3 separate regions of the Homo sapiens genome follow, and all the other regions are linked to region 1. Evidence: read pairs that join two places in POLR2A ChIA-PET (ENCODE). Cell type or tissue: A673. All regions are shown on one strand. Region 1 has its middle 6.1 kb from the start of CHN1. Region 2 overlaps LOC105373757 (a long non-coding RNA gene). Region 3 has its middle 28 kb from the start of ATP5MC3.

Evidence for each region. ChIA-PET counts read pairs that join two places held together with the same protein. Peaks named below come from ENCODE experiments on the same cell type or tissue, not always from the same donor. Only the 100,000 strongest peaks of a DNase experiment are listed, where the experiment ranks them.
Region 2: POLR2A ChIA-PET joins it to region 1 with 10 read pairs; 1 of 35 experiments calls an interaction of 5 or more read pairs at or near these places.
Region 3: POLR2A ChIA-PET joins it to region 1 with 5 read pairs; 3 of 35 experiments call an interaction of 5 or more read pairs at or near these places.

Annotation. Positions count from the first base shown.
Region 1 is chr2:175,009,447-175,013,446 of GRCh38, reverse strand. No RefSeq gene overlaps it. Among named protein-coding and RNA genes, the nearest start is that of CHN1, 6.1 kb to the right of the region's middle. In A673, CTCF peaks have their summits at 3,136 and 3,338 (motif pointing left); a DNase peak (open chromatin) is centred at 2,406; H3K27me3 peaks cover 114 bases.
Region 2 is chr2:176,828,743-176,832,742 of GRCh38, reverse strand. LOC105373757 (a long non-coding RNA gene) reads left to right here. Exons shown (of 4, transcript NR_187998.1): 3 at 1,245-1,347; 4 at 1,604-1,901. Among named protein-coding and RNA genes, the nearest start is that of LINC01117, 190 kb to the right of the region's middle. In A673, a CTCF peak has its summit at 2,183 (motif pointing right); a DNase peak (open chromatin) is centred at 2,182.
Region 3 is chr2:175,207,237-175,211,236 of GRCh38, reverse strand. No RefSeq gene overlaps it. Among named protein-coding and RNA genes, the nearest start is that of ATP5MC3, 28 kb to the right of the region's middle. In A673, no CTCF peak of the experiment used is centred here; no DNase peak of the experiment used is centred here; H3K27me3 peaks cover 564 bases.

The DNA.
Region 1 (4,000 bases):
ACATATACAAAATAATGTTCCTGATGTTGAATAAATTATATTTTAAGAGGTTTAACTTATTTTGAAATTGAAAAATATGACAAAACAAATGGTTGATTTAATGAAAAAAAATCCAACTGTTTGGATGGTATTGCATAGTAGAAAACACACTTCGTAAAATAATTGATTACAATTTTTATTTCCAAAAGGTTGTGTTGGTGATGCTGCCATGACTGTATATAGTCTGGGAAGCAAATACTTATGAGGTTAAAGGAGAAAGGCACTGCTTTGGCATTTCAAAAGAGATTGTTTCATAAGAAGAGGACCTGAAGCTGAGTGTGGTGTCCAGCTACTCAGGAGACTGAAGCGGGAAGATCACTTGAGCCTAGGAGTTTGAGGCTGCAGTGAGCTATGATTGTGCCACTGCACTCCAGCCTGGGTGACAGAGTGAGACTCTGTCTCTGAAAAAATAAGTAAACAAAAGATAAATGAAAATATTTAAGGCTTTATAAGAAACTAGATTTTACTGAATACTGAGGAAGATAATCCACATGGAGCGAGGAAGAAAAATATTTGTTGACTGTCCACTCTGTGCTTTTACTCTCAGACTGACCGTAGAAGCAGACATGTGCTAGTTGCCTGCCTAGTTACTTTTCCCTTCCTCTAGTTGTTGACTGGTATTTCTACAGGAAATTCACCTCAGCCATGAGGTTTGAGAAGATTATTCCCCTCAGGTTCAGGGTAACTCTTGATTGGCTTGCACTTGCCTCTTCCCCCTGGCCACAGTGATGAGTCATGGATGGGCACACAACCCAATTCAGGCCAATGAGAGAGAGAGAGAGGAAAAAGAGAGAGAGAGATTCCAAGATGTATGCACAACTCTCTTCCCTTGGATGGAGAGGTGGGACTATGTGATGTCTAGAAGCTCTGAAGCCATCCTGCTACCAAAAGGGGAGAGTCTGGAGATGCCATGAGTTGGGGTGCCCTGTGGTATATGATACAGTGACTAGAGAAATGAAGAAACTAAGTCCTTGGGGACATTCTTTGCACAGCTGGATCAGCCTTCCCTGAAACTCACCTTGACTCTGGTCTTTCCCATTACAGAGCAAATAAATTCTCTTTGTTCATTTAACTCAAAGCCAATTTGAGTTAAATTTTCCATCAGTTGCAACCAAAATGTTGCAAACTGATACAGAAGGTACCTTCATTTTACAGAAGAAGAAACTGAAATCCAGAAAGGTTTAAACATTCTCCAAATCACATAGGTAGTGAGAGGTGAAGCCAAGATTCAGATCCAAGTGTTTCTGACCAGTGTTTTTTCAAGATGACTGTGGCATTCTAGAAGTTCCAGGGAGGTAGCAGATGAAATGATGAGCTTAATCTCAAGGGTATACTGTGCCTTATTAGCTTACAACAATGGCAAGTGTGTGTGTGTGTGTGTGTGTGTGTGTATTCGACAGTTTTACTGTAACTCAAAAATGTGTTACTGGAAAATAGGGCACTACAAATAATCCGAGGCCAGAGTTTTACATAATGAATCCAAATTCCTAGTTGCCTTAAGTACTTGTAGAAAGCAGGCTTCAGACAACATAATAAGCATCATCTCAACAGGTTGGCCTTCTACATCTGTCCTCAAACTTGCCTGTGTAGCCTCTTCCCCCACTTCTTCCTCTCATGAGTCCTTTGCAACAAATTGTCCTGCCAGCAAATCTTCTCTCACGATTTTCCTCATGTTCTGGCTTTCACTAGAAAGTCTCAGACTTTCCTCATGCTCTCCCCTCTTTCCTAAACTCCATTTCCCTTTTTCTCTTTTCTGTTTGCCTAATTCCTGTTCAGACCTCAAAGCACAGCTTCACCTATCATGAACTTTTTACCTATTTCATCAGCTAGAAATAATCTTTCTCTTTTCTGAACTCCCACAAAATTTAATCTGTACTCCTGTTATGGCCTCTGTCATTGTCCCATTTTCCCAAGAGACTACTTTTTTTTTTTTTTTTTTAGATCTGGATACATGTTTGATTCATCTTTTGCTTCTTTGCCAGAAGCTAGCATGATGCCTGGAATATCGTAGGTACTCAGCAAATACTTGTTGAATGGATAAAGGATGGATGGATGATTTTAAATATGTGCATTGTCTCAAATATCTGACACAGGTCCTATTTTACAACAGAATACAAAAGAGCTTTATGAAAACTCCATCACAGCAGTAGACGAGTTTCCAGTCCAGATTGTGATTTTAATCATGGAATTTCACTTGTCTGTTTTTCAGTTCTGTTTTCTAATTGGAGATTGTGTAAGTCTAATCCAGAGTTCATAGCTATTTTCCTGATTTACCACTCACAATGTAATCAACTTGAATAAGTCATTCTTATTGTGGACACCCACGTTAACCAGAAAAACCATGGCCATGTTAGGGAGATTTGATTTGTAGCCAAATCCACTTATACCCTCTTGAAAACTAAATCTGGCAGAAATCCAACTGCTCCAGTCAAATAGACATTTAGCCACACTGTGCATTAGATATGCCTGGTGACCTGAGAAAAATACACTTGAATAGAAATGCTGGCTTAAAGTACTATAATATGATAGTAGTTCAGAACAAAAACTTTTACTTAAGAGCAGCCATCATCATTCTTCTTTTATCTAATGTGTATTTGAAAATGTATTTGACTTTAAGCCTATAAAAAAATTCCAAAAGATCTGCTGTACTATTAACCAGGAAATAAGTATTCTTCTAAAACATCTATTCAAAACACATTAAAAACAGACCTTTTCTTTACACACTCCCTTCCTTTTATGTGCCACTCCAAACCAGTAGCCATTTTGACAGTATATCAAAAGAAATTGTATCACAAAATTTAAAAAACTAGAACCTGTGTCTTTTAGAATATTCTAACCTAGGGTTTACAGTAATATCTGTGGTTTTATTGCCTATTGAACTAAGAGTTCCTCTTGGTGCTGAGCAATGAACAAGAACTCCATTCTCCTGGTTCTGATTTTCAATTCCAATTTCCCCTCCCTTCACACCCACACACACACACACACACACACACACACACAGCTTCTACAAACACATTTTCTTTTTACTTCGGAAGTGATATAATAAGAGCTGAGCAGTGTTTCCTCAGTAATAATCCAATTCCTAATCTGCGCCTAGCCAGATGATAGCCACCTCTCATTTTAGCATATTTTTGGTGACTATCTTCTGCTACTATAGCAAGCACTGTGTAGGGGAACTGAGAAAGTTTTAAATTCTTAAGGTTTCTTATGTATTTCTCAAATTGAGTTTTACTTCATTTCTAAGGCCCAATATTACTATTATAATTTAGGCACCCTCTGGTGGTGAACAGAACACAAATAATTCTCCTAAACATTGAGTTATTTAAGCTTAACGGGCAATTTTACAGTTTATGACATAAATATTATTTTTGTCATAAATAGTGTTATGGTCTAAATCCTTATGTTTGAGGCAAGTGCTGCCTTAGTTACTTGTGTGCATATGTCTTTGTCCTGTGAAAGTGCTATTTGTAAATCATGGAATGCCACACAAATATCAGGTAAGTTATTAATTCAGAAAGTCTGAGATAAAAAACAAGAAGGGGGGTAAAAAATAATCGGAATTAAGTGTTTAAGGAAAACGTTGTTAAAAACAAACCAAATAGTCTAGGCGCGGTGGCTCATGCCTGTAATCCCAGCACTTTGGGAGGCCAAGGCAGGTGGATCACTTGAGGTCAGGAGTTCAAGACCAGCCTGGTCAACATGGTGAAACCAATTTCTACTAAAAAATACAAAAAGTTAACCAGGTGTGGTGGCTCATGCCTGTAATCCCAGCTACTCAGGAGGCTGAGGCAGGAGAATCACTTGAACCTGGGAGGCAGAGATTGCAGTCAGCTCTGAGATTACTGCACTCCAGCCTGGGTGACACAGTGAAACTCCGTCTAAAAAAAAAAAAACAAAAAACCAAACAGACCAAATAGCTGGATACAGTGGCTCATGCCTGCAATCACAGCACTTTGGGGAG
Region 2 (4,000 bases), 1.8 Mb before region 1:
GTGGTAACTTGATCAGTAAACATGTTTGGTAGTAAAAGGCCTACTTCCATGGGCCCCTTCTACTGTATCTGTGAAAAAGGCTGCTTTTGAGCAGTAAGTAAATGTCACCCCCAACTCGGGCAATGCGTGGTAGGTGGGCCATGGGAACAACTTGGGTGTTAGGGTAGAATGGCCACTGTCTGGACCTGTCACTAACACTGCACTTGAACACAGGTGTGGACAACAAGAGCACAGAGCAGGCCAGTGGGCACCAAATAGTACCTCTTTTACATTTTGCTACAATATCAGCAGCTTATGGCACTGGCTTAAGGCTGCTGCCAAACTCCGCTGTCATTCCCTCGCTGACAGTGATAGAATGGTACATCCGTTCAGTATTCAGAAATGAGACAGGCTTGTTTTGACACCACTGTTTCTGCAAAAGGGAAAGGAACCAGATTGGAGAGTGTAGTCATCAATTGGCAGAATCAGTTAAGAATAACAACAGCACAGTGTGCGTCATTTGGGAGAGGTAAGTGTGGCATGAGGTGCTGGAATTCATTGGAAAATGCTAGCCCAGCTCTTCCTCCCTTAGTTTGGACAACGTCTGGTCTCATTTCCATGGCTTCTGCACACCCAGTTGAAGGGAAGCTCGTCCCTGCCTCCCAATCACTTAACCTCTTATGATGCCTGATAGTAAAATATAGTATGTTAGCAACTATAGGGATTCCTACATGGAGAGATAAGTCTTTGATTCTTATTTAAGCTTTGATTTATTGTCTTCAGTTGTTTTGGGTAGAGGGATGGCTGATTTTTAACAAGAAGATAAACTTAAAGATGGAAATTCTTGTAAGCCATAAATATCACTAACTTGCCTGTTCCAGGGAAGTTCAAATAAAGACACTGGGACTTAGCAGCAGCTGAAATGTTTTCCTTTTTTCCCCATTGGCCCAAAAAAAGATATGCCTTGCCATTGGTGGTTTGGCGCCAGGGCCTGATCTGTGCCTGGATACACAGGCCATTCAGAGTTCCTATTGCATAGAAAGGAGACAGAGGATGACAAATTGGTCTACACCAGTTGACCTCCAAAGTGAAGGGATAATTTTACCCAGCAACCTCTGGAGTTTTCTTTATCTGTTTTATTTAGTGAAAACACTGTTCTTCTCCAGTACTCCCTATTTCTCCTAGCAAGCTCCAAGGATTAATTCTGGGTCACTAGCTAAATTCACCACCTCTGCTCTGCTCCCAAATTGCTTCTTTTTCCTTAGCCTTATGCAAATCCTGGAAGATATCAATTCTGAGGGCTGGGGTGTATCTTGATCACCTTTGGAATCTACCACTGCATGGAGCACAGCACTTACCACCTAGTAGGTAAGCAACAAATGCTTGCTTGTCAATTGATTTATTCAGTAGACTCAGTGCTATGTGTACATTAAACACCTGGGGAGCTTTAAACAATAAACGAGCAAACCAACAAATGCTGCATCAGCCTAGACCAACACAATCCTGATCTCTGGATGTGGGATCCCCGCACTGGTAAGTTTGTAAAGCACCACAGGTGATACTAGTGCATGGGGAAGATTGAGAACTACTGGATTCATTAACCTGTTGCTTTACTTGGCTACAGTTCTGTTTGTTTCCAAGTTTGGAAGAAACATAATTGAATCATTTTGAGGAATTCCAATCCCTGACAAGATGCCAGTGCTATTTTACAGCAAGAGTAGACGAGGAAGGCTATACTACGTGGTCCTGGGCAAGTTATTTAAATTCTCTGTGCCTCAGTTTTCTGAACCGTAAGATGGGAAGAATAATAGTAACTACCTCTGGAGGCTGTTGTAAAAGTTAAATGATCTGATCTATGTAAAGCACTTAGAACAGTACCTGGTATATAAGTGTGTGATAAATAAAATCCAATATGAAGAAGAGGATGATCTATTTGTTGTCATTATTGTTGTTCTCTGCTTCAGTTAATGACTCCAGCTTCCTCCCAGACTAAGCTCCCAGGAGACTTTTGACCCCAGCCTCTCCTTTGTCCCTTCCATTTTATTGCTGGTCAAGTCCTGCTCCTCTGACCCTGCACTATCTGGAATCTGCCCCTTCCTTTTCATGCCCCTGTCCCTAATTGTAATCCTCACTCTCATTATCTCTCTTCTGGGTTATGGCTGCCGCACTGGTCTCCTTGCCAACCGTCTGTTTTGCCTGTCAACCACCCCTAGATGGCTCCCAAATTGCCCTAAAGTCAAGCTCTAAGCTTGCAGCTGCCAAGCTCAAAGCTCAACTTATATCCTTATTGCTGTGAAAATTCAAACCCAAATTGTGTGATTTGGACAGTTTAGTTACTTTCTCTAAGCCTTGGTTTCTTCATCTTCTTTTTTTGTTTCCTTTTTTGAGATGGAGTCTCGCTCTGACACCCAGGCTGGAGTGCAGTGGCGCTATCTCGGCTCACTGCAACCTCCACCTCCCAGGTTCAAGCGATTCTCTTTCCTCAGTCTCCTGAGTAGCTGAGATCACAGGTGCACATCAACATGCCCGGCTAAATTGTGTATTTTTCGTAGAGACAGGGTTTCTCCATGTTGGCCAAGCTGGTTTCAAACTCCTGGCCTCAAGTGATCCGCCTGCCTCAGCCTCCCAAAGTGCTGGGATTACAGGCATGAGCCACAGCGCCCTGCCAGTTTCTTGATCTTTAAATGGGGATCATCTAATAACACTTTCTCTTTAATAGGGTTATGGGAATAGAATAAAGGAATTCTTGTAAATAAAGCATCTAGAAATCTTCATGGCACACCATAGGGGATCAATACAAGTTGTTGTTGTTATTATTTGAAATTTGACTGCCAGCAACTCCTCTCCAGCCATCCTGGACACTGGCCACATGGAAGTCCTTGCTGTTTCCAGACCCCCTGTGCCTTTCTGGATTTGGGTCTCTGCTCACATTGTCTTTACTCTTGGGATGCCTGCCACTCCTCTCCAGGTGTCTGAATCTTAACAGTCTTAAAGGGCCAAACCTCAAAAGCCAATTTCTTCTAGAAGACTTCCCTGGAAGTCAATTACTCCTTTGACTTCCCACAAATTCACTTCTTTTAAGGCAGGGGCTCTCCAACTTTAGCATTCATCAGATTCACCTGGAGGGCTTGTTAAACCAATGACTCCTTAGCGGATCCTGGAGATCCTAATTCAGTAAGTCCAGGGCAGGACCCCAAAATTTGCATTACTAATGAGTTCCCAGGTGATACTGATCTGCTGGTCCATACTTAAGGAGCTCCGTTTTAGGGCTACTCACTGAACACCTTCCAACTTCTATGGCTGCTTGAATACAAATCTCTTCTCTGAGAAGACTGTAAGTTCTTCCCTAGAAGGGCCAAAATCTACTTTCCCTTATGTCTGGTGGAAGGAGGTGGGCCTTGGGCTGGGCCTTGAAGGCTGGGTGGGATTTGAATCCACTAACAGCAGGCAAGAGCCTGCACATGAGGAGCCCAGGAATGGGAACAGGAACAGAGAGCTGCACGGTTGTGCGAGGGTGACTGGTTAGGATATTAAGGTGCAATGGGAAATGGGGCTAGACAGCTGTGTGCCACATATCCAATATGATATGGGGGTTTTGAGAAGGGGGGTGTGGAACCTTGAAAAGCAGGCAGAGGAGTGCACATTTGATCCCCTAACCTGCAAAGCACAAGGGCTGAACTGCAAGGTCTCATCATGATCGTTCCTTCCATAAGCTGCTGTGGAGTTTGGGCTCTCTTTGCATTTTCAGCAAGGCACACTTCCTAATGTGCAGGACATGTTTCTGTTCTACCTCCAAAAGTCTGTCATTCTTTGAATTACTCTTGCCTATGAAAACGTGGACAGAGGTGAGGCTCAGGCCCCACCAACTGCTCCTGTGCGCCCGAGCCAAACCAGAGCCTTGAGGTAGTTGTGATTGGTGCTTCCTCCCCACAAATTTTGGGCTCTTCCTTCCCTGAAAATCACTTTTCCTGGTTTGGAAGTTGCTTGACCAAGAAGCTAGAAATATCATTGCTTCTAGAAA
Region 3 (4,000 bases), 200 kb before region 1:
ACTGGAAATTTAAAAAACAGAACAGGATATCTCTAAGAACTGTGGACAACTAGAAAAGGCATAACATATATATGATGAAAATACCAGAGTATAAATAAAGACAGTAAGAAACAAAATATTTAAAATAATAATGACTGAGAATTTTCCTAAATTAATGTTAGACAACAAACTACAGATTAAAGAAGCTCAGAAAATGCCAACCAGAATAAATGCTGAAAAAACCACACCTGGGCTGTCATTTAAAAGCTACAGAAAATCAAAGTTGAAGTCCTGAAAAAAAACAGAGGGAAGAAAACACCTTATCTTTAGAGGAGCAAAGATAAGAATTACACCTGACTTCTCCTCAGAAACCATACAAGCAAGAAAAGAGTGGAGTGAAATATTTAAACTGTTGAGAAAAAAACTTACCAACCCAGAATACCATGTGAAATTATCCTTCAAAAGTGAAGGAGAAATGAAAATTTTCTCAGACAAACAAAAATTGAGAGAATTTGTTGTCAGTAGACCTGCGTTGCAAGAAATGTTAAAAGAAGTTCTTTAGAGAGAAAGAAAATGATATAAGTCAGAAATGTGAATCTACATAAAGAAAGGAAGAGTATCAGAGAAGGAATAGGTGAAGATTAAATAGAAACTGTTATTTTTCTTCTTCTTAGTTGGTTTTCAGATAACAGTTTGTTTCAAATAACAAACATATGTAGTTTGTTGTCTAACATTAATTTAGGAAAATTCTCAGTCATTATTATTTTAAATATTTTGTTTCTTACTCTATTTATACTCTGGTATTTTCATCATACATATGTTATGCCTTTCATTGGTTCCAAATAACACCAACGATATTTTCAATTATGTATGCGTATACATATGGTTAAATATGCTTATGTACACATATGCTTATATATACTTATATATAAGTAAAATAAATGGACAGCAATGATACAGGGGAGATGAATTAGGATTATTTTGTTATTGTAAGGTACCTATGCTACCTGTGAAATGGTAGAATGTGACTTGAAAGTGGACTTGGATTACTTGTAAACGTATATCGCTAACTCTATGGCAACCACTTTAAAAATTAAAAAGAAAAGTACAACTGATATGCTAAGAAATTGAATTATATGTAGTGCTTACTTAAAACTACAAAAGGCACATAAAGAGTAGAAAGCAAAAATAGGAACAAAGAACAAGAGCAACAAATAAAAAATAGTTTTAAAAGTCATCTATATGTATATGATTTATACATATAGATGACTTTTAAAATTATTTTGTATATATAGTAAAAGTATATATAACATATGCAAAAGTATATATTATATATAATATATATATATATATAAATCCAGAACACTGAAAATATCAAATCGTGGTGACAATGTGGAGCAACAGGAACTCTTATCCACTGCTGGCAGGAATGCAAAATAGTACTGCCACATTGAAAGACAGTTTGAGAGTTCTTACAAAACTAAACATACTCTTACCACAAGATCCAGCAATTTCATTCCTTGATGTTTACCCAACAGAGTTGAAAACTTAGGGCCACACAAAAATGTGCATATGGATATTTATAGCAGCTTTATTAATAATTGCTAAAAGTTGGAAGCAACCAAGAAGTCCTTCAGTAGGTGAATGGACAATAAAATGTGATACATCTAGACATGGGATATTATTCAATTCTAAAAAAAAAAATGAGCTATCAAAGCATAAAAAGACATGCAGAAACATTAAATGTACATTACTAAATGCAAACCATCTGAAAAGGCTACCTACTATATGATTCCAACTGTATGATATTCTGGAAAAGGCAAAACCATGTAGGCAGTAGAAAAATCAGTGGTTGCCAGGAGTTAAGGAGGAAAGAGGGATGAGAAGGCAAAACACAGAGAATTTTTAGGACAGTGAAACTATTCTGTATGATACTATAATGGTGGATACATGCCATTACACAATTGTCCAAACCTAACCAAGAGTGAACCCTCATGTAAACTATGGACTTTGGGTGATAATGGTGGGTCAATGCAAGTCCATCAGTTGTAACAAACGTAGTACTATAAGGGGCAGGGAGTATAAAAATACAGGAAGTTATACATGTGGGAAGGGCAGGGGGTACATGGGAAATCTCTGTACCTTTCACTCAATTTTTCTATGAACCTAAAACTACCCTAAAAAATTAAATCTACTTTAAAATATGTATATATATATAAGTTTTTTAAAAATCAAATTAGGCTGAGCACAGTGGCTCAAGCCTACAAGCCCAGCACTTTAGGAGGCTGAGGCAGGAGGATCACTTGAGTCTAGGAGTTCAAGACCAGCCTGGGCAACCCAGGAAGACTCTGTTTCTACCAAAAACAAAAAAAAATTTTTTTAATTAGCTAGGCATGGTGACTGATTTGGTCCTAGCTATTCGGGTGGCTGAAGTGGGAGGATTGCTTGGGCCTGGGAGGTCAAGGCTGCAGTGAGCCACGATTAGGCCACTGCAATCCAGCCTGGGCAACAGAGAGCAACCCTGTCTCAAAATAATGATAATAATAAATTAGTGAAGACCTCAGAATACTGATGATAAATGGGGAATAAATCTAGCTCATGAACAGAGTAAAAGCCTAAATAAAAATACAGCAAAAAATGATAATGATATTTTCAAAGGAACAAATGTAGCTGATCCAAACCTTGCAGTTTTAAAGCATTACATTTGTACTCTATGGTCCTTTAGAATGGCTTCCAGCTTACTGAAGAGAGACTGCCTCTCTACAGGCCAAATTACAACACTAAGGCAGATTGAGGGAGAAATATAATCAACCATTTGTTGATTATTTATTTTTTAATCATGTCCTCAAGCATGTACAGATGTAAGAAAGCATGTGGCCTCAGACTGGAGCTGTTTGCAAACAGCAGGATTGCCTGGCCCAAGAAATGGCGCTTGGTGTGTGATGAAAGCCACCCTTCTAAAACCGTGTTTGGTTAGCACCTATGCCCTGCTGAAATTGGCATAGCACATTCTCTGTGGGCATGCTGCCAGCCTAACAGATGGGCCTGAATGTAACCCTGCCAGAGAATCAGTGTGTGCAATGAGTTCACAACTGTGGTTAGACTCCTTTCCAAAGATGTTGCATCTACTTAGGCTGCCCAGCAAAAATTTCTGACTTTCATGTCTTCAAATGGCATTAATGAATAAGTAAATAGTTCTCGAAATCAGTGGTTCTCAAACTGTGGTTCCCTGGACCAGCAGCACCAGCACCATGTAGGAAATCACTAGAAACACAAATTCTCAGGCCCTACCTTTAACCTACTGAATCAGAAACTCTTGGGGTGGGGCCCAGCAACACGTGGTTTAACAAGCCCAGCTGCTGATTCTAATGCAGCTAAAGTTTGAGAACCACTGCACTAAACGACTGGTTCCCAAACATTTGCATTATTTGAGAATTTTTTTAAAATACTGATGCTTATGCGTCAAGTCCAGAGATTTCAATTTAATTGGTATATGGTGCAGCCTAGACATCAAGAATTGTTACATGTCCACAGTTGACTCTAATGTGCAGCAGTGTTTGAGAAGCACCATTCTAGCTCATCAGAATACCTAGCACAAGCTTTGAGGAGAAATGCTTCAGACCTTCCTAAATGCAGATAAGTCTATATTGAAAGAGAATATGTATAGATCTTTGCTTAAATAATTCTTTGATTGATGGATCATTTTATTTTGAGCCCTGAGATATAATAAAGTTTATGTAAAATCTGGCTTTCAGCAAAGCTCCTCTGTGGGTCACTTACCTTCAAGCTTACCTTTTCTCACAGTACTATATTTAACTTTGCTTCTGATTTCAGTGTGCTTTTTTTATCTCATTGAACTGGACACCTTCTGATGTAATATCCTAAACCCCTATTCTACTGGTATCCTGCTCCTTGTATCTTCTTCCCAGTGAGGGAGAGACCTGATATCAAAATATTTAAACTTCGAACAATCTCAGTTGAGAAAAAAAAAAAAAAGGCTCTTTAAGCCGCAAGGTTACCC